Regions from separate parts of the Homo sapiens genome. Here region 2 is linked to region 1. Evidence: chromatin loops called from intact Hi-C (ENCODE). Cell type or tissue: Caco-2. All regions are shown on one strand. Each heading gives the region's core, and the rest is flanking DNA. Links, peaks and the distances in the headings are about the cores only.

Region 1 (11,048 bases), core at 5,761-8,260:
TTGAATCAAATGGGTCCTATAGTCTTTATCTTATGATTAAATGCTTGACATAAGCAAATGGTCATATGAGACCTAATTGCCCATATAATAACTCCACTTGGTGAGGCAGGTGGGATATGAGAATCTCATTCTAAAACTGAGTCTGACTGTAGAAATTAGGAACCTGAACACAGACTGCCTCAGCCATAGAGGAGGGAGAGGATGATTCTGGGGCCCACACACCTGGGTTCTTCTCCAAAAGAAGAGAGCCTGGGAAGGGGCTGGCATAGGGAAATTGGCTTTGGAACAGGTGATCTTAAGGGGCCTGCATATCTCCTGTAGGTGACAAGGTGTGAGACCTGGGCCTCAGGTGGAGAAAGGGCAGGGCTAGAGCTCAGTGTCTGTGCTGGTGCAGTAACAGTTCAATGACATCATTTCTAAGGCCTCTTATAGCTGGAATATCTTTGAGGCCAAGGCTGTCTCCTCTGACAAAGCTCATTTGTGAGTTAAAGGGAGGAGGGAGATGCTGGAGTCAGCTGCAGAATTCCTGAGGGGAGGGTAGAAGAGTGAGTTGGAAACAATGTGAAATAGCTGGTCCCCAACTCAACTCGGGCTGGTAATAAAGAATTTAGATCTATTCTGAGGCAGTATTTCTCCAAGTACAGGTGCAAGACAATCCAAATCAGAATCGCCTCAAAGAATTTTTTTTTAATATGAATTCCTGGGCTCTCTCGGAATTGAGAATTGTGTGCAGAAATCTGTATTTTTCATATTCCAGATAAGACTTATGAATCCTAAAATCTGGCAATTTCTGGAAGAAAGTAATACTAACTTGCCAGGGTAGGGAAATAAAATCCCAAATCCTTAGATTTGGTACCTGAATAAGTGTTCTTTTTCAAGGATATTTAAGTCACCATTAAGATCACCTGTGGATTCAGTGGAACAGGTGTTAATGGGGGTGACAAATTGCTTTTTAATAACAGACACGCCGTACATTGCTAAACTTTCCTTGGTGATTTCCCTAACACTACACAGAGGAAAAACTGGAATTTCTTTACATCTTGTGAGAAAATTTCAAACTGTTGCTCAGGTTCTCTCTGCTGAGAATAAGGGTAGATGCTGCATCATCCTGAGGAAAGCTTGCGACCTTGAGGTACTGGTGCAACATGGCCAAATCTCTAGCACCAAAGACAGAGGCAACTTGGTTTGTATTGAAGCCATTTCATGCAGCAGCTAAGCAGAGACCCCATCTCCTGATACCTGGTCTTCATATTTCTACAGATTTTTAATCAAGCACCAGAAAACAGGTACTCTTCATTTTTTTCATAGCAGGGCCAAAGTCCCAAGTTCTGGCTCTAATTAACCCAGGTGCTCTCTCAAAATCAATTGTGTGGCCACAGCAGGGCTGGTGGAGACATGGGTTAGCCACCCACCAGCTAAGAGCAGCACACAGGTGGCCTCTCGGGTGCCTGAGCTAGTTAGGCCAGTCCTGCCAGAAGCCAAGGGAGGAGGGTGGAGATGCAGGGCTTGGAATAGGAGCCTAGAGTGGATAAGGAGGGTGGGGCTAAGCAGGTTTCTGCAGCAGGCCCAGAGAGGAGGAAATTGGGGTGGAGGAATTGTGTTCAGGCGTGTGACACTGAAGGCTGGGCTTCTATATGGGTGGGGACCACCTGCTCCAGCCACCCATGAGAAGGAGGTTCTCTGTCAGTCGCTCCCCTTTGATGGGATATCTGGGGGTGGTAGCAGCTCAGTCTTTCTCCCTAGTGTCCCACCAGAAAAAAAACACCCAAGGAGTGCCAACCCTCCCTGTCAGCTATGGAGTTTACACCAAGGAGGTAGGAGGTAAGTGTCTTGTTAGATCCTAAGGCTTGGGGGTGATTTTTCTTCTCAGTTCTCTCCACCAATTGCCAGCCTGGGGCAGGGATGCTACTTCAAAGGGAGCCTCTGAGGCTGTCCTTCACCTCAGTACTCTGGGTCCTGGGGCTACAAGCTGTTTTCACCCTCAGCCACCAGCAGCAACAGGATCCCAGGGACCCCCAATCCTCTATCTATTTGGGAAGCTCTTTGCCCAGGGCATACAGGTGACTGTGTTATGAGGGCTGTTGTAGATGATAATGGTGATAGCTCTATGTGGTCGTGGTTCCTTTCACATGCTGATGAGCAGAGCACCCTTGCAAGGAATCTCTACCTTAGCTACTGACTGCTTGGAAATGAGTTGCCTGTCTGGACAGTCTATAGCACATAGTCATTGGGCACTAGTTGTACTATTTCAAGGCCCCTTTCCAAAAGGTTACAAAATCACTATGCAAGAACTTGAAAGAAATGTGTGTGGGGAAGAGAGGGAGAGAGTTGGGATTTTTATGATGGTGCCTAATAAAAATCATAATGGTGAGAGCTTATTGAAGCCTTATGATTTGCAAAGCATGACTGGGAAGCACTTTATATATTATTACAAGCCCATGAGGCAGGTGTTATCTATCATTACTGATGAGGATGGTGAGACTCCGAGAAGTTAACTGAGCCAATGAGGGTTTACTGATCCCAGAACCCATGTGCTTGACTTCAGTCGATGAGGCCATATTTGACCAAGAGTCTTCCAGTTTCAAAGTGTACAGGGCTGGTGAGGAACTATTTGGGTTTGTAAATAGCCTTTCTCCAGGCAGAACAGAGGTGACGGCCCCAATCCCCAGTGACCATGCTCAATAACTAATTCAAAGCTTGGTTTCCTCTCAGACCTCAATGGCCCGCTCTTGTGGGGTTGGAGACTGTTAAGAGTCCCTGTCAAAAATATGTAACCCATGTGGCCTGTGCCATTAAGAATACAGGGACTGTGCAACTCAGAAGTGAAGCTAATTCTTGAAGCTCTAGAGCAGTCAATAAAAAAAGGGAAGGAAATGTGTTTGAGAAAGGAGAGCTGGACACCGAGCCAGTCTCACCTCCAAAGCATGGTTCACTGGACTCATGACTCTAAATCTGGCCCTCTCCCCACCCTCACCTCATATCAGGTCCACCAACCTATAGTGAGCCAGCAGCCCTGGCTGTTGCTCTGTTTCCTTCTCAGGACCTTGGCACTCTGTCTTCCCTCTGCCTGGAACACTTATTCCTTGGCTTTTCCCAATATTAGCTTCCTATTTTTAATCAGGTTTCGGCTCAAAGGCCATCTCTTCACAGAGAGCTTCCCAGATCACAGCATCTAAAATACTGCCCCCAATTCCTCTCCCTCACTGTGTTATTTTCATAATGCCTATCACAATCTGAAATTCTTGTCTTCCCATTTATTTTTTAACTCTCCCATTAGCACAAAAGTCCCATGAGTGTAGAGACCTTTCTTCTACCTCCTAGACACTACTGTGTCCGCTGGGCTTGGCAGAGTCTCTAATAATAGCAGGGGCTTGCCTAATGCTTGCTGAGTCAATGAGTAATCGAAGGGAACAGGAGATATCATGACCACCAGTTTACCTCTTTCTCATTCAACACCTCTGCTCAATCCACCTCAGGAAGATAAACATCTTGGTTTAAGAACAGAAGTAAAGAACACCTGGATTTTTAAGTGCTCAGGGACCAGCTGATTTCATTCTTGGGGTAAGATAAAAAGGCTAAATGGCATCACATGGATTTAGTCTCCTAAGAAACAGCAAGGTATGGTAAGACTGGCTCTGCTGACCAGTCTTCAAAAGCGACAGCATTTCTGACTCACCCCAGCTTGTCCTTCTAGATGCCAGGTATGGTATTGATCTTAAAGATGTGGGGGTACTTGTCATGCCAATACAATTTCAGAAAGCTGAAAGTGCACCCTTTTACCCTGCTTTATCAAGCCACCCACTTAAATTTCCAGTGCACTTTGCTCGCATATCTCTTTCTGTTTTGGGTGTCATTCATTTTTAAGATGGGAAGAGGCCTACATTTGGAATCAGGGGATCCAAGGTGTTTCTATGAGCTGTACTCTTCTCTGCAATTGTGGGCAAGTCACTTAGTGCCTGCATTTCTTATGTTGTTCCCTCTGTAAAATGGAATAATAACTACTGTTCTCTATAGCATGTGAGGTTGTTTTGAGATGCACAGGTAATGTGAGCCCTTTGCAAAGCACTTAGTGTGACAGTGATGTAGAAAACAGCACAATACAGCTCTTGCTCAAAAGCACACAGCTCCACAAGCAATGGGGAGCAGCGAATACACAGGAAGGTGTGTTTGATTTGGAGAATTTCACTTGCAGAAAATCCACAGTACCAAAAGAAATCTATCAGAGGAAGTGACTTCTAGGCAGGATTTCTTTTTCCAGGCAGCTACCTCAAGAATCAACTTACACGCTTTAATTAACACTCAGCCTATTTGCTTTGCAGAGAGAAGTATTTGAATCCAGCCTAGTGATGCTTCCTCCTTGGCAACCACACAGCGTTTGGCAGTATTTCACATGCTGGTGGTTTTTATGGGTCCCTTATTGCACTTACGTCTTCTTCATTGTAATGGGTGTTAAGCGTTTCTGGCGTCAGCCCCAGCCCTGTCTGTTTGATTTAAGAGACATCTGATTTTATATCTGATCCTCAGGTTGGCTCCTGTGATCCTGTTTTTAAGTCTCTCCTTATCTTGTTCTATTTCCCTGCGCTAGTCTTCATTTGCAGATTTTAGGAAATGCTTTTTTTGAAAGAATAAATTTTGAATTAGAAGCCAACTCAGAGCCCTAACAATTTTCTGGGAAGCTAGGGGCCCATAAGCAATGTTGTATTATGAAAAGAGAATTACATTAAGTTTCTGAAGACCCGGGCTTGAATCCTGGCGGTAATTACCAGGAATTCTTTTCCAACTTCTTGTGCCACGATAGAGATAATAGCAATATCAGCAGTGAACTTTTACTGAGAATTTACTAAGTCTTAAGAGTCTTCCTTGGATAATCTCATGTAGATTATCCAGTGCCTACTATCATGCCTACTATCTGTTTTTGGAAATTGAAAATGTGAGATTTAAAAGTTCCAAGGTCACCAGGTGGTAAGTGATAGAACCCAGATTAGAATGCAAACTGGTTGATTCAGAGCACGTGCTCTCATCCACCAGGTGCAATGCCTTCTACTGGGCTATATTACCTGGCAATCCTTATGGATACATCAGTTGACATTACCAGGCATCTGCTTTTCACAGGATGTTATCTGATGAGATGAGGCCTATGAAGGTACTTGGAAACTGTGCACTTTTATTCACCATTGTCCACTTGTCTTGTTTACCAAGATTTAGGAAGAATGTTCCAAAAGGACTCCTATTTTCCTAATTTCATGGCCTTTAAAGAAAATGACAGATATTTTCATAAAGAAGAAAAAAGATGCAACTTACCAAAGGAGAACATGAAATCAACTAACTCAGAGTACACATTGTTTACAAGGCTGAAACCAAACTGTTTTAAATTCTTTAACTTTTTAGGAGAATTTGCAGCTACTGTATCCCATGCGAGGAATTAATAACATAAGCATGATAGTCAAAATGTATTTACTACTTCGTATCTGCCACTGATAGAAGCATTTCTCTTATATGCAAGAGGCAATTTATCACAGTGACTAAGGGGTTGGATCATGGCTTACAGTGGCTGGCACTGCCAGTTGCTAGCTGTGTGACCTTGGGCAATTTTCCCAACCACTCTGTTTCAGTTTCCCCGTCTACAAACGGGGGTGATAATAAACTCATCCCCTAGGGTTATTGTCAGAGTTATACAAATCGATAGGTATGACGAGCTTAAATAGTGATAGGTCCATAATGAACTTCAAAAGTTTGCTGCTGCTGCTACTTTTCCCTCAACTCTTTTATGAGATAGGGACTATCATCCCCATCTTGTATAAGTGTAAGGAACTAATGAATAATAGGCAGGCCACATGGCCAGAATCAGGATTAGAACTTTGAACTCTTATAATCCACAGCCTTCCCTCTTCATTGTCATATTTTAGTAAACTTTCAAGGAAACATAAACTCCACTGGGAATTTAGTTTGACAGGAGTTTATACTCAAGATCCAATCTACTTTCTAGGTAATTATCGGTGTCCTGTCATCTTTAGCCTGGTAAGTGAAGTGTCTTGTTGCAAATGACTTAAGTTGTGTCTCTAGGATTTCACCAGATTGACCAGAACTTTCTCCTCTCTTCAGGATTCTCTCTGTGGGCAGGCAACCACACAAGCCTTGAGGTAATAAGTTTGCTTATTAAAAGCAATCAGTGGAGCTACTGTTCCCCAAGACAGAGCTCTGGACCTGGCCATTTTGAGGGCCTCTTTCAGCTCTGTGATAACATTTCCTTATGCTGGCTTAAATCTGTTGATATAAAATCTCTTGAATTAGAATGTTAGGATAAGTGACGAGAAGAAATTGTTTCAAGGGCTGTGCTGGGCTGGTCAAACACAATTACCATTTCTCGTGTCCTTAAGCCATGATAGCCAGTTGGATATTAGAGTTATTTTACTGGATCATTCTCCAACTAGGTGGGCCCTGGCTTCTGCTGCAATCCCAGCACACGATCACTGCACCATGACCCCGATAAAGCAGTCATCCTTCTGCTGTCTGCACCAAACACGCAAGGCTCTCAGGTGCTTCCCATGTAATAACAGTAGTTAATAATTAATACCTTTTATTGAGTATTTACTATGTGTAAGTTTACTTAATTAGTTCATGTAATTCTAACACAGCAACACTCTAAAGTAGATTCCAGTATTATCCTCATTATTTTAAGGAAGAGGAAACTGAAACTTAAGGAGCACACAAAGTTGGCCCAGGGGCACCCAGCTGAAGGTGGCAACACGGAGGCCTAACCCCAACCCTGTGTGATTAAACACATGCCCTTCAACTCTGTTCAGCTGCTCCAAACTCCTATTGCCTGAATGGGGCTCACAGAGGTAGTTTGATAACACATTACAGATTATCCTTGAAAAACCTGTTCTGCTGGCAAGGGATGGGGACAAACCTGCCTCACTTGTTTTCCTGAGTCCTTGCAGCCCTGGCCTAGCTGGTGGAGCCTGTTTGTTTTTCTTTTGCCTAATCTTATTCAGACATAGTTGAGCTGCTTAACTACTCAGCCTGGCTTTCCCAGACAACCCTTTCATCAAGGGAATGTCCCAATAGGTAAACATGAGGGCAGAGTGTTGGTCTCTCCAAGGCGCCTCAGCCCCATCCTTTTGAACACCAATCCTGTTGCATTTTTCCAATTTCTCTTTCCTTTCTTGTTCTCTGTTCAGTCTGGTTTAATAGTAAGTGGGACTTGATCACAGATCTTAAAGTATAGTTTCAGTGCTATAAGATAATTTCAGTAACTGGCTTCTTGGCTTGAGGACTAGCTTGTGTATCCTGTCATTTACAAACACAGACAAAACAGTGGTCCCATTGTGGCTGTACGTCAAGAAAATCCTGTTTGTTCCTCATAAGTGGTATTTATGCAAGCTGGCTGTTATCAGGAAGGTGCGTAAAGTCAGAAAAATCTAGTTAAAGCTTGGACATCATCCTCTTTAATGTCTGTGTGATCACGAATAAATGCATTTTCCACAGTTGCATAATACTGCATTTATTTTGGTCAGCTCTGCACACATTTATGATAACACTTTCACAGCGTCCTGGGCACCGTGCTGATTCCTATATGTATACCTTTTCACTTAACCTCCAACCTCGTGAGGTAAATACTGTCATCATCGTTTACAGATTAGAAAACTAAGGTTGGTAAGGTTAAGTGCCTATTAAATGGCAGAGCTGGGATTCAAAACCAGTTATTTAGATGTCAGAATCCATTCTCCAGGCCAATGTCATGTACTGGGGGATGATTTGATGTTAAATTCTTCCTCTTCCACCACAAGATCATGCACAAGTGTTTCTCGTGTGCACAGTCTCCTTTTGAAGCTAATACTGAGGACATGTTTTCAAGCCTTGTCAAGCTGCCCTGCTCTTCCTTGCTTGCCAGCCTTCCGATCGATGGCAAGCACAGCTTCTGTCTCATGCCCTGGCCACAGCTCATTTTCTCTTCTGCTCTGTCTATTCTCCACATCACAGAAAGACACTTCATCGATGAGTGTAAACTTTTTTCTTTACTAATAATTGAAAAGTCTTCCAAACAAATACTTGTGCTTACCTCTGAAAATAAAACCATCCTATTTCCTTCCTCTGCAGGGCAGAAAAGTCAGCAGATACTATTGCATTTCAGGACCCTCAGAGAAAAAGCAGGGGCTATATGTGGGGACAGCTGAATGGGCCTTGGACCAAGGGCTTGGAGGGGCCCCATTAGGATATAAGCCCGAGAGTGCAAGGATCTTCTCCATCTTGTGTGTCACTGTCCCCAGCACCCAGAGCAGCTTCCAAGTACATAGGAGCTGCTCAAAGATATATTCACTGAATCAGTATGTCAGCTTCTAAGACAAGTGTGTGTCTATTGCAGATTTGTTTTTCAGATTGGTTTTTGTTTGGTTTGCTTAGGAGTAAAAATAAGGGAGAAGGTTAAGTACTGGGTCATTGGAATTCTTTGTAGACACATTGTCTTCTATTGACATCTCAGTATTTCTCTGCCTACTTAGTCTGGGTAGTCACAGGTGAAAATTTGGCTGGGTGGTGACCATCTGAGTGTCCTCGGACCTGCCTTTTTGCCCACATCCTCCTCCATTCTTTACTTCCTTTTCAGTGAATCATCTGAAACTATAATATTTCTATTTACTGAGCACTAACAACGTGGCAGGCCCAGTGCTAAATACCTCCATATATTACTACATTTAATCTTCATAAGATATTCACCTCTACATTTTGCACATGAAGAAAACCAGTGCTTGGAGAGGTAAAAGTGACTTGCTACAAGACACTCAACCAGCTGGTGATAAACCCAGACCTCAGTGCCAGGTCTGTGGACTCCCAATCCTGAGCCCTTTCTCTGGTCTACACAGTGAATCTACCTCTTCCCTTCAGCTGAGTTCTGCTATGAAGACTTTCATATGAGTCAGATGCTGATCCTTCTCTGACTTTTCTCAAGCCAGACACCCACCCGCATGAAAATATGTCATTTTCTAGAAGGGACATTCCTTAATGTCACCTACTGTTAAATGCCTGGGGTTGTGTTCCCCATCTCTATCAGAGGACACAAAATCCTGTAAGAGGCCTAGGCCTTTATTCTTCTTTGCCATTCCATTAAGGATGAGAAAAGAGGAACTGCTTTGTGGTCTGAAAACAACTCTAGCACTTAGAAAAGGCTGCCTGCGGGTATAAGTCATGAGGCCCAAAAGGGAAGCCATCTTTGCTCTCCTGCGAGTGAAGGTAAAGGTCATTTGGGCACACAGCAGAGGGCCAAGGGAATGTCCTGTGTTTGAGTCCTTCATGTTCAACTTTCACATCTTGTGGCACAGCCAGGTACAGCCTTCACTGATAACTATAAGACATTGTCATTTCAATGGAACTTAGGTTTGTTTAAAAGGAAGACTACTTTAATGGGACAATGAGTATTTCTTATCACAAACAGAGAGTGACTATAAAATTAAACACAGAGCAACATGTATAAACTCTAGCCAGACATTGCGGAAAGCTCTGGTTCTGAGACCTGTAAAAGGAGAGTTGAGATTAACTAGCCCTATTTATTGAGTGCAAAGTTTCAGATTGGGAAGATAGTCATTCTGGAGATAGATGGTAGTGATGGTTGCACAACATTGTGAATGTGTTTAATGCCACAAACTGTACACTTAAAAATGTTTAAACTGGTAAAAGTTATATATATTTTACCACAATAAAAAAGAATGAGGCAGTTCTTTATGTACAATTATGAAACAATCTTTAAGATATATTAAGTAAAAAAAAAAAAAACAAAGTGCTGAATAGAAAGCTGCTATTTGTGGCTTTTTAAAGGTTATATACACATGTACATTTATGGTTGTATATGCAAGGATCCCTCTGAAAGAATGACAATATTTGATCCTGTAGAGGAAGAATGACAATATTTGATCCTGTAGAGGAAGAATGACAATATTTAATCCGATAGAGGACATGAGCTTCTAGTGTCTGGGACCATAGCGGGGAAGGTGGGGAGCGGGTGTCGTGTCTTTGTTCACTGCTTACTATTTGATTTGTGTTGCATGTATAATTCATTATAATTGATTAATAATAATTTATTAAACCTTTAAAAAGAGAGAAAAAAGACTAGCACCAAACTGAGACTGTATCCTTAAAACTGTGGTTCTCAACTTTGACTACGCCCTAGACTCCAACTGCTCAAAGTGAGGCCCCCTGACCAGCATTGACGTCACCTGGAAGCTTGTTATAAATGCAGAATCTCAAGTCCCACCAAGGTTTTTAGAATCAGAATCTCCATTTTTGCCAAGCTCTCCAAAGGGTTTGCATGACATTGAAGTGTGAGAAGCACTGCAGCGGGGACTAACTAAATCAGCATCTCTGAGGTGTGGCTTGAGCCTAGGAGTTTATGAAAGCTCACCAGGTGATTGTGAAGGGCAAGTGATGTTGCAAAACACTGACTTACGTATCTGGGAACATTGAAGTGGTTAAACAGGACCCATTTTGTTACTATGTGATTCAATTCTCAATGTAAGTTCCATGTGCTTCTTCAAAGATCCTTGCATGTCCCATGCTTGAGAGCGCTGCCCAGAATGACCATGTCAGAGCTCATGAATGCTGAGAACACGGAACATGCAATATTGAGATTCTTCTAAGCTTGGTGGGAAAGATGCTCTTATTTAATAGCTTTGAGCCCATTTCTTCCTAATATAAAATAAGTTTCACTCTACACCAAAACATGTACCTATTAAGCCCTTTTTTATCCAGCAATTGAGCAAAACATCAGAGTAATGGCAAAATCAGACTTTGGAGTTAGAAAGATGTCGATTCAAATTCTTCTTTGAGCAGCTTCTACATACCCCGTAGGGCTGTCATGAGATGGTGTCAGAGATGCTCGATCGACTGTAAGTGCTTGACCACTATTCAGTGTCCACTCTCCCTGCCATTGCCACCCACAGGTGTCCTGAGCCCCTCTCACTGCCACCTTCCCTTCACATTTGCTTATTTTGCTTTAAGCATCTCAGTACAGAGGACAATTTTCACATTGCAGCTGAAGCTCAGGAACTCGAGTTCTA
Region 2 (11,048 bases), core at 5,536-8,035, 120 kb after region 1:
ATGATAAATGTTTGAGATGATGGATATGCTGATTACCCTGATCTCATCACCATATGTATTGCATATGTATTGCAACATCACTATGCACACCAGAAATATATATAATTATTACGTGTCAAGTAGAAAAAAAATTTTTTTAAACTTGGTCATCTATCTTTCTAGTGGCCATAGATGGATAATATGAAATAAAATGATAACAAAAACCATCAGTTTAGAGCAGGGATCAGCAACTGCTACTCCCATGCCCATTTTGGCCAGCAGAGTCTGTTTTTAAATGGCCTACAGGCTAAGAATTTTTCTCTTATTTTTAAAGATTTGTTTAGAAGAAGTAAAACAAGCTACAGAGAACAACTAGTGCCTATAAAGCCTAAAATTTTTACTATGTAGCCTTCACAGTAAAAATTAACCCGAATTAGAGAAAAATTTTAAAATTAATCTAATACACTTGGTGTCCTTGTAAAAATGGGGAATTTGGATACAGAGACAGGAACACACGTAGAACACCATGTAAACATGAAAGCAGATATTGGGGTGATGCTTCCACAAGCCAAGGAATACTAGAGACTGCCAGCAAACCACCAGCAACCAGGGAAGAAGCATGGAACAGATGCTTCCTCACAGCCCCCAGAAGGAACCGATCCTACCATCACCTTGATTTCAGACTTCGAGCCTCCAGAACTGAGACAATAGATGTATTCTCTTTAAGTCACTTGTTTTGGGGCACTTTGTTATGGCAGCCCTAGAAAGTGAGCATACATTTCTTTATCAATAAGAAATGAGGCAGTGTATTAGAGAACAATGGAGGATCTGCCTAGATAAAATGGTAACAGAAAATCTTCCTGTAAATGGCTAATTTGGGTTGAATGGGAAGGATAAGAAAGATCCAGTCATACCAAGAGTTTGGGGCAGAACATTCCAGGGAGAGAGAATAATGTGGCCAATCCAGTTAAGGTAGGGAAAGGTTTATTTAAAACTGATTAAATGGAATGATAATTAGGAAGTGGAGGAGAGGTGATGATATAGATTCTTCAGCCTTTTGAAGGATAAATGATTAGCAAAAACAGAACACACAAAGTCAAATTTGTCCACAAAAGTTTTGAAGTCACCAAAGCCATGCTCATGGTATAGGATCCTCTGATAACTCTCAGAGACAACTTGCCATGCTCAAAGTATTGTCCTCATAGGGAATATGCTACAATCACCATTTCCGGGGATATCAGAATAATAAAATCGCAAATTCATTAGAAAGTTTCGAAGCCCCAATCTTTTCTCCAAAGTCTTCTTTTTTTCTTACACAAACACAATTTTATTGTCACACCTTAGAAGATTTACCATAATTCAACGCATTCTAATATTCAGTCCATATTTAAACTTCTCCACTTTTCCAAGTGTGTCTTTTACAGATTTTTTAATGGAATAAAGATCCAGTCAAGGTGTTCATATTGACTTTGAGTATGTTTCTTTAGAACTCTCTCCCGTCTGTTTTTTGACAATGGAGATTATTTTATTCAAGCTATTATAGTAGAGATAGCATTCATTAATGAGAAGCATCTCAAGTAAAAGACCAGGGGACTTGGGGCTTTTTAAAGGCAGGTACAAAAAGGAGTCATATTCACTGAGAAAGGTAGAAGTCAGCCATATGTAGGAACATGTGAGAGCAGGGTAGCCCATTGTAGTTGGTCAGTTCTAGAAACTTAGAAGCATAAAGAGATTTCTCTGCTATCGCTGCATTTTAGGGAATACAGCATTCAGATTAAATTCAACATTATCACATTTAAAAAGAATTCATCTAGAATATTATATATTGTATGATCAAATAGTTCTGTTTTTATCATATGGATACAGAGAGTGTTCAGTTATCCTAATGCTATTTATCACTATGGAGGTCCATCCTTCCTCCATCAGTTTCTCAATTTTCCATTCTATTTCATTGGACTGTTTGTCTACCCTTGAGTTAATACATTGTGTTTAATTATTATAGCTTTATAAAATCTGTTACACATGTGCTTAAAAAAAGTATCCAATTGTTGAGTGCTGAGTTATCAAAGTATTCTTTACAACATCTCTGATAAGGTATCCTCACTGTCTAAATATTCTCTGTGTGCTCAGCATCTCAAAGCACAGCCCATTCTCTTTCTCAGCTCTAACTTAAAAAGTCCATTTTGAATAGGTAATCTAGGCATATGGCACAATACTTAAAAGCCAAAAAAAATGGTTTACAGTGAAAATTAAGTTTCCCTCCTTCCTTGCCCCTCACCAAATAGTTTCCCTTACCAGAGACAATCACTCTTACCAGCAAACTTCATGCATTTATAAACATACATGTAAATTTTATTTTTGCAACACAATACGAGCAACTATAGATACATTTCTGCCCCTTGATTTCTCCCTTGTAATTTCCATATTGGTGGAACAGAACTGTTCATTCCTTTTTAACAGGTATATGTATCGTTTTCTACCATGGTTCTAATTTATTGCTAGATTCTCTCTTTACTGGGTTGAGCTGTGCATCTCTGTACTTTTTCTTCCCCGTTTGTCTTTTCTTTTCTTGAAAATGAGGCTAATTTCATTTGCACTCTGTTGACCTCCTACATGAAGGAAATTTCCCTACAGTAACTGGAGGGTGACAAAGTGCTCTGTTGCCATAAACATCTGCAAAAGATGGTGAATTCTAGAAGGCAGGATGGCATATTGGTCAAGAATACATATTTCCCAAGATTAAGTCTTTACTCTGCCATTTACAGATAAGTGACCTTGAATAAGTTACTCAAACTCTGTCCTCTCAATTACCTCAACTATAAAATGGGAATAAAAATAGCATCTGTGTAAATAGGGTTGTTGAGTGGATTAAAAACATATTAGTCAAACGCCTAGCACATGCTAAGAGTTCAGTCCATGTTAATCATTGTTGTTGTTCCTATCATCATTATCCCCCCCTTCCTTAGACAATAAAGATCATCTTCCCAAGACCTCTTCGCCAAAGTTCTGAAAGACAAACAGCGGTAAAAAGAAACCCCACTCTCAGCTTGCATTTTTGTTGTCTGAACCTTATTCCCTAGGTTCTGGGGGATAACCTTATGTGTGTGTTTTCTTATGAAGGAAAGATGGCAGGATCTGTCTGCCCTCCAAAACTCAGCCTGCTAGCTTGTTTTTCAGATGTTATGCTGATTGCCTGCTTACCTTGATCTGTGTCAGGAACACAGTTGACCTTTATCTGGGTCAGGGGAGTGTAATTGGACTGGCAACTCTCTTTACATGGAATCCCTCTGTGATGGTTAATTTTATGTATCAATTTGACTAGACTACAGGATGCCCAGGTATCCGGTTAAACATGATTTCTGGGTGTATCTGTGAGAGTGTTTCCAGAAGAGATTAACATTTGAACTGGTGGACAGAGTAAAGCAGATGGCTGTCCCCAGTGTGGGTGGGCTTTATACAATCTGTTGAGGACCAAAAGAGAACACAAAAGTGGAGGAAGGGAGAACTCACTCTCTCTGCCTGATGCCTTGAGCTAGGCCATGGGTCTCCTGCCCTTGGACTAGGATGTACATTATTGGTTCTGCTGGTTCTGAGGCCTTAGGGCTTGGAACCACTGGCTTTCCCCCATCTCCAGCTTGCAGATGACAGATTGCAGGACCTCTTGGCCTCCATCATTGTGTGAGCCGATTCCTTATAGTAAATATAAATATGCACACACATACATATCTTCTTGGTTCTGTTTCTCTGGAGAACCCTGACTAATACCCTCTCCACCCTAAATCTGGAGCCGGCTGCTCACACACATAAACAGCAGTCAAACACAGACAAGATAACAAGAGCCTCTGGGGCACTAGGGGCCACTGCCCACACCGTGTAAATGCTCTTAAGTGCCTCACATTTCACTGTACCTGGGGCCCTGGCAGGCAGGCGGCGAGACAGGTTTCTGGCTCTGGAGAATGTGGGTTAGTCTTGGTGGCCCTTCCAGGTGAGCGTGACCCAGTTAGTGTAGTAACCCAGAAATGTCCACATGCGTGTGCCAAACCTGAAATTAACAGCATTCTGGGCAGCTCTGGTTCAATTTCTAAAATGAGCAGACAGCTTAAAACCTCAGTGATGATCTAAATAGCTTCTTTAAGACACACTTAATTCAGATTTAACAAGACAATTAAATTTAACAAGATGTTGTTAAATACAAGTGATTGTTTAATGTGGATACGCTGAGGAGCTGCCATGCAGGAGACACACATTATTATTAATTACTGCTAAATTATTTTTGTCATCAGCACATAAATTTCAACATTTCTTATCAGATTAGTATACTTCATGTGCAGAATCCTAAAAATGATACATAAACAATGATATATAGTCTTTAAAGCTCTTCTTTCTCCAACAAGGAGAATAAAAGCAAACACATGTAATATATAGACACATACAATGTGCCAAGCACTATTCTAAACACGTCACAAATTTAGTTGACCCTTGAATAGCACAGGTTTGAGCTGCACGGGTCCATGTATGCACAGCTTTTTTTTGGCCAAATACAAATTGAAAATACAATATTTGAGGGAACCCATGTATCTGGAAGGCCATTTTTTGGTACACATAATTCTGCAATACTGACAGCAGGACTTTGGTATGAATGGATTTTGGTGGTGGGGGGTTACTGAAACCAATCTCTTGCATATATGCAGGGACAGCTGTAATCCAACTAGCCTTCACAATAACATCATGAGGTGCTACTGTTTTTTATTTCTATTTTATTTATAAGGAAAAGTGAGTCATAAGATGCACACATATCCCAAGGTCCAACAGTTGTGAAGTAATGGAACCAAGATTTGAACTCAAAATGACTGAATCTGGAGCTCACAGTCCCCACTGTGATCATACTCTCTGCAAGATGATTGCAAATTTGCAAATGTGTAGTTTTCAAACTCCAGTCTAGTTTGATACTAAAGGGACATGGGTCTTTGGATCTATATGAACCTGGGTTAGAATCCTAATTTACCAGCTATATGACTATGGGCTCATAAGCCTGTTTTCCCCCTCTGGAAAATGTCAGTACTCATCCATTCTCACATGTAAGATAATGCACGTGAAGATCCTAGCACAGGAGCTGACACATAGTATGAACTCAAGTTCATTTATTAGATATTTATAGAACACTCTCTATATTCCACCCCAGAAGTAGACACTGAGGAACAAATGATGAACAAAACAGTACAACATAGTTCATCTATTTATCACATACACACATATGAGTATACAATTGAGACCAGACAACTGCTGAGAAGGAGAAGTGCATACTACAATAAGACTGCAAAAAGGGGACTTTGACAAAGATGAAAAATGTTTCCTAAGGAAGTGATGACTACACAACACACAACCCTCATCCCTTATAGAAGTAGCTATTTGGCCAAATAGATCTGCTTATCTCTATGTATGGGTGCAAGGGTAGGACATTTGACTTAGTTTTGTTTTTGTTTTGTATTTTTGCACTGAATCTGCTCTGGAACACAGGAGGACATCAGGGCACAGTAACTCCAGTTCCAGTCAGGAACTGGAGTCAGAAATTTGATTTCTGCCTCCCCATGAATCCTACAGGGGCAACGTTGAAAAAAAAAATCTGTGTTGACCTCCTCTAGCATAGTCTCTGACATCTAAGAGGCACTCAATAAATACCAGTTAAATAAATAACAAATATAAATCATGGGGAAAAGATTCTGAGATTGCATAGCACCTCACATTATCCAGAGCTCTTTCTCAGTATTAATTAAGGAGAGTTTAGTGGTAGGACCACCAGGTTTAAATTATTCTACCAAGTACAAGCTATGTGACCTTGAACAAGTAACCTCTTTTTATTTATTTTATTTTTTTGAGATGGAGTCTTGCTCTGTCACCCAGGCTGGAGTACAGTGGTATGATCTTGGCTCACTGCAACCTCCACCTCCGGGGTTCCAATGATTCTCCTGCCTCAGGCTCCCAAGAAGCTGGGATTACAGGCATGCACCACCACGCCCGGCTAATTTTTGTATTTTTAGTAGGGACGGGGTTTCACCATGTTGGCCAAGCTGGTCTTGAACTCCTGACCTTGTGATCTGCCCTCCTCAGCCTCCCAAAGTGCTGGGATTACAGGTGTGAGCCGCCGTGCCTGGCCCAAGTAGCCTCTTCCTATGCCTCAGTTGATGCCTCTAAAAAGTAGGTTACAATGAAGCTTAAATCAAATAATGTGTAAAGCATTTAGCACAGTTCCTGGTACGTGATAATCTTCATGGCAATGTTAACTGGGGTAGTGGTCAACAGCAGTGATAGTGTGGTTTCTTAATCCATATAGCACAACCTAAACAGTTGATGACAACATCCTCCTTCAACAAAAAGGAAAAAAACTGAGGTTTAGAGATCTAAAGTTATATAGCTAGTCAAGCCCAGGTCAGCTGGTTCCAAGCCCACCATGCCAAGTGAGCCAACAGAAGCCTTTTGAACAGGAGCATGTCACGGAGAAAGCCCATGATAGCAAAAGTCTGCCCAGGGAGCATGTGCAGGAGAGTGAGTTCAGCTGGAAGTAACTCCTTCCTTCTGAGCAAGCAGCTGACAACCTTATGTTGTCCCCCAATTATCTCCCCTCCTGCCTTTTTCTGGAATGGGGATGGGGGATGAAGAATCGTGAAACTGAAGAGAAACCTCCCACTTGAGCTCAGCAAGAGAAAGATGAGAAGAAGCCAGACAAAAGCATCCCCACACACACTCTGATACTTTGAATCCTGACACAGCAGCGGTTGCAAGTCTGAAACCAAGCTGCCCCCTAATGTACAGTCTCCACATTCAGGAGGCTGAAGCCATTAGCAACTAACTTTAGGCTGGAAGAAATGGAAAAGAACTCAAGTGCCTTAAGCAGTAGGTATCAGGCTCTCCATGTGAACTTAGCAGTGTCCCTTACCATGCATTTTGAACTTGTCTAAGTCAGGGTTTCTCCCCTTCAGTTCTACTGATGTTTTGTTGGGGAGATGACTGGTGGGAAATGTTCTGTGCATTCACCATAGATGTTTAACAATATCGCAGGCATTGTCTCATCTAGATATCGGTAGACTTCCCCAGGTGCGACAACCAAAAATGCCTCTAGACATTGCCAAATGTCCTCTGGGGGACAAAATTGCTTCCAGTTGAGAACCACTGATATAGGTTGGCTTGAAAACAGGCAATGGTTTTAAGTTAGGCGTGTTCTTGATTTTTTCCTCAGGTAATGTCAGCTTACAAATTCTTTACAAATTGGGACAAATCAGGAAGCCCTTAGCCCATCCCGTTGACTACTGTGGAAGAAGGCAGTCATGAGGTGGTCATCTTCCTCAGCTTATGTTAGGCTTTTATGCCCCATCTATATTTTTAGGAAATTGTTTCTCCGCACCTAATGTGAACTGGTATTAACCATTTCCAGAGAGGCAATCTGAAGGGAAAAGTTGTCGCAGAAATCCCTTCAACGTCTCAACCAACACCTCTACAGACACAGCTGGAAGACTGCAGCAGATCAATGGGAACTCTACTATGCTGGCAAACGTTCATCTTGACCATCATGTTTGCTGCCTGCATCCGATAAATATTTCTTGGGAAGATCTTCTTTGCTAGGCATTATGCTAGATGAGGTGGGAGATGCTAAGATGAAGAAGGCATTGTTCCCACCTCCAGAGCTTCCCAATCTGTTTCGAAGAACCGTGTGGGAAGGATCACGTAAACCTCTTTTAACTAAGCTCAAAGCCTGAACTTGGAATCCAGGTTTCGATTCTGTCTCATTAACTGGTGAACTTGGGCTTGGCCTGTATATTGCTAGAGGTCCAGGTGAGTGGTTGAGCTCTTCCTAGGCATTGATTTGAGTTAGAACTCCTGTCGTCTTTACCTGGATACCTGATTTGGGGGAGAATGGGTTCAGAAGAACAAAGTAGTCATGCATTTAATACATTTTTATTAAGCACTGCTATGTTCAAGACTGTGCTACTCTGGATATAGGAATGATAAAGCATATTCAATCCATTCCCTCATGGAGTTTGCCCTCTAATTGGAAAGATAGACATTAGATGGAATTTGCACAAAATAAATATGTGATTGCCATTTTGTAGTAAGAGCTGCAAAGGAAAAATCAGACATCTCCCAGTCACTCAGCCTGGCTGTAGTCTGAGGCTGAAGGTGATAGGTGATACAAGGAGAGGCTAATGGAGCTGTTTACCTGGAGGACTTCGTGAGAGATGAGCATAAGTAAAGGCACTGCAGGATCAATAAGACAGAGTGGAACAATAAGTTGCAGAGAGGGACAGTATCTGCAGTATTTCTATAAAGTAGCGTCATTTTAGCCCCAGTAGGGTTTGTGTCTTTGGAAGCTTCGTGGACAGAGAATCAGTGTTCACAGAGGACCCTGGCAGCTGGAATGTTGGATGAATACATCGTTAGTGGATTCCTGGGCCACAGATATCAAGGAGGAGGCCAAAGTTGCATCAGTGTATGTGAAACTCCACAAAGAGCTCCTGAAAATAACTCTAGGAGATTTTGAGGGCTGGCAAGGATTCTACAGCATGTCAAAGGGACCAAGAGCCAGCAAACAGTACATTACAAACCTATTTAATAAGAAGCAAAAGAAAGACCTGGGTGGAAGGGCCCTGCAGGGCTTCAAATGAAAGGGAAATTTCAAAGCTTCCTGGAAGAGTAGGCCTATACCTCAGCCTTGAAGTATGGATGTTTTAAATGTGTTTCTTAAGCTGATGTCATTCTTCCCAAATCACAGCTAGAAAATACTTTCTGCTCAGACTCAGCAAACACTGAGAAGCAAAGGGGAATGGCCTATCTCTGTGGAATCCAGTGAAGAAAGAAACCAATTATATTAGCCAAATCCCATATAAGTGGAGACTATTAAACAAGATCCAAGATTCTCCCCTGGCAAGAATATACTGCCTATAATTTATCAGTCTGCAAATATTTATTCAGCATGCACTTTGTACAAAACACTGTAGTTAGAACTCCAGATTATAACCCTAACAATGGCTAACGTTAATGGATCAAATTCCACCTATACCACACTTTAGCTGTTTAACAAAGGACAAGTTTCTGACTTCTCTGCTTTTCAATGGTCACATTTGTAAACTCTTTGCACTTAGTAAATGCTACAGTAATTATTACTATTATCATTATGATTCTTGTAATCATCATTATAAGCCAGACAGTATTACAGGATTTCATTTAATTTTAATAAGATTGACATTTTTATTATTTCCATTTTATAGATGAGGAAACTGAGGCTTAGAGAGATTAAGCAACTAATCGAAGTTGTTTAGCTACTAAGTTGCAGAACCAGGATTTAAACCGAGGTGTGGACTCCAAGTTCATACTTTACTACCCTGAAATGACAGAATTATATAAAATAATGTATATGAAGTACCAGCCAAGATTATGACACTCAATAAATGACAGCCTTTCTTGCTGCTGCTTAGCTTCTGGTGATGGCCGGCTACCCTTGGTGTTCCTTAGCTTGCAGACTTGTAACTCCAATGGTGCCCATTTTCCTTCTTAAATGATATGAAGAATATGCAACATTTGGTTCAGTAACTGGCACTGAGTGCTCCAACTCAAAATTCCTTGTTACAACTGGTAAAGACTGAGGTTCAAATTCCTAATCAGGAAACTTTTCATCTTGAATGGATGAGAACTATGAGTGAATCCATCAATTTTAAGGAAGAAGGAAAATTATTTTCTCCAGAACTCTAATACGCTGAGAACTCTAAATGCTGCCAGGCTGCAGAAAGCTGTGCACTCCAGAACCTTCTAGCTTCTACCCTATTTCCCCATTTGGCCATTCTTCCTCCTAAGTTACCTGTTTTTCCCCAAGTGTCAGGTGCTAGCATTCATGAATGGCAAAATTCAGACTGTAAATGTTCATCTGAATCCAGTCATCCATTGATTTTTAAGTTCATACTGAAGTGGTGTTGAGAATTAGAAGAAACATGCTCTCTCGCCCTCAAATAAGCACTTTTCATACCAATGTCAGCAAAGCAAACATCAGCATTAATTAACAGTGACTTTGAACTGTGTAATGTTTTCCATTAGAACTGAAGAGGGCTAGAAGGAGGAGGACAAGGGACAACACATGGCGTCACCAGGTATCTGGGGAAAAGGGAACTAAATTTATAATGCAGAAGTAGACTGCTGCTTGCTTAAAAATAGAAGGGACATGTTTTGAAACCTCAAGTGGTTGATGGTGGAGACGGTTAAATCAGATGACTAATCTCCCAGTGTGCCACGTTGTCCCTGCTCAGAGGGCAGTTACATGGTGGAGGACACTGCAAATGGCACAGACATTGTAGCCTTGGAAAGATGTGGGGAAGTGTTCTGAGTCCGAGGACTTCTTTTTACTCATTTGAGACACATTTTTAAAACACAAACCTGAAAAAAAAAATCAGCTTTTGATACAGCCTATCACCCTGTGATGGATTTCCATTTCACTAACGATGAAACAGTCTTTTCATGGCTGGGCGTGGTGGCTTAGGCCTGTAATCCCAGTACTTTGGGAAGCCGGGCAGGTGGATCATCTGAGGTCAGGAGTTCAAGACCAGCCTGGCTAACATGGTGAAACCCCATCTCGAATAAAAGTACAAAAATTAGCTGGGCATGGTAGCACATCCCTGCAATCACAGCTACTTGGGAGGCTGAGGCACAAGAATTGCTTGAAACCCGGGAGGCAGAGGTTGCAGTGAGCTGAGATCATACCATTGGACTCCAGCCTGGGTGACAGAGTAAGCCTTTGCCTCAAAAAAAAAAAAAAAAAAAAAAAATAGAGAAAAAGTCTTTTCCTTGACCCATGTATTAGTTTCCTAGGGCTGCCATGACACATCACCACATTTTGTGGCTTTAAGCAACAGAAATGTATTTGTTCACAGTTCTGGCAGTTAGAAGTCTGAAATCAGAGTCAGCCGGGCCATTCTCTCTTCGAAGGGTCTAGGAGAGAGGAGCCTTTCTTGCTGCTACTTAGCTTCTGGTGATGGCCGGCAACCCTCAGTGTTCCTTAGATTGTAGACTTGTAACTCCAACCTCTACCT

The links. Peaks named below come from ENCODE experiments on the same cell type or tissue, not always from the same donor. Only the 100,000 strongest peaks of a DNase experiment are listed, where the experiment ranks them.
Region 2: it touches region 1 in a loop (5-fold over the local background); 2 of 110 quality-filtered maps call a loop at or near these places.

Annotation. Positions count from the first base shown.
Region 1 is chr5:160,919,995-160,931,042 of GRCh38, reverse strand. It overlaps a transcript of ATP10B not described here. Among named protein-coding and RNA genes, the nearest start is that of LINC02159, 13 kb to the left of the region's middle. RefSeq lists an enhancer at 1,892-2,393. In Caco-2, for the core only: no CTCF peak of the experiment used is centred there; DNase peaks (open chromatin) are centred at 6,502 and 6,952.
Region 2 is chr5:160,798,481-160,809,528 of GRCh38, reverse strand. The region is part of intron 1 of ATP10B (ATPase phospholipid transporting 10B (putative)); the gene reads left to right. Among named protein-coding and RNA genes, the nearest start is that of ATP10B, 48 kb to the left of the region's middle. In Caco-2, for the core only: a CTCF peak has its summit at 6,779; a DNase peak (open chromatin) is centred at 6,748.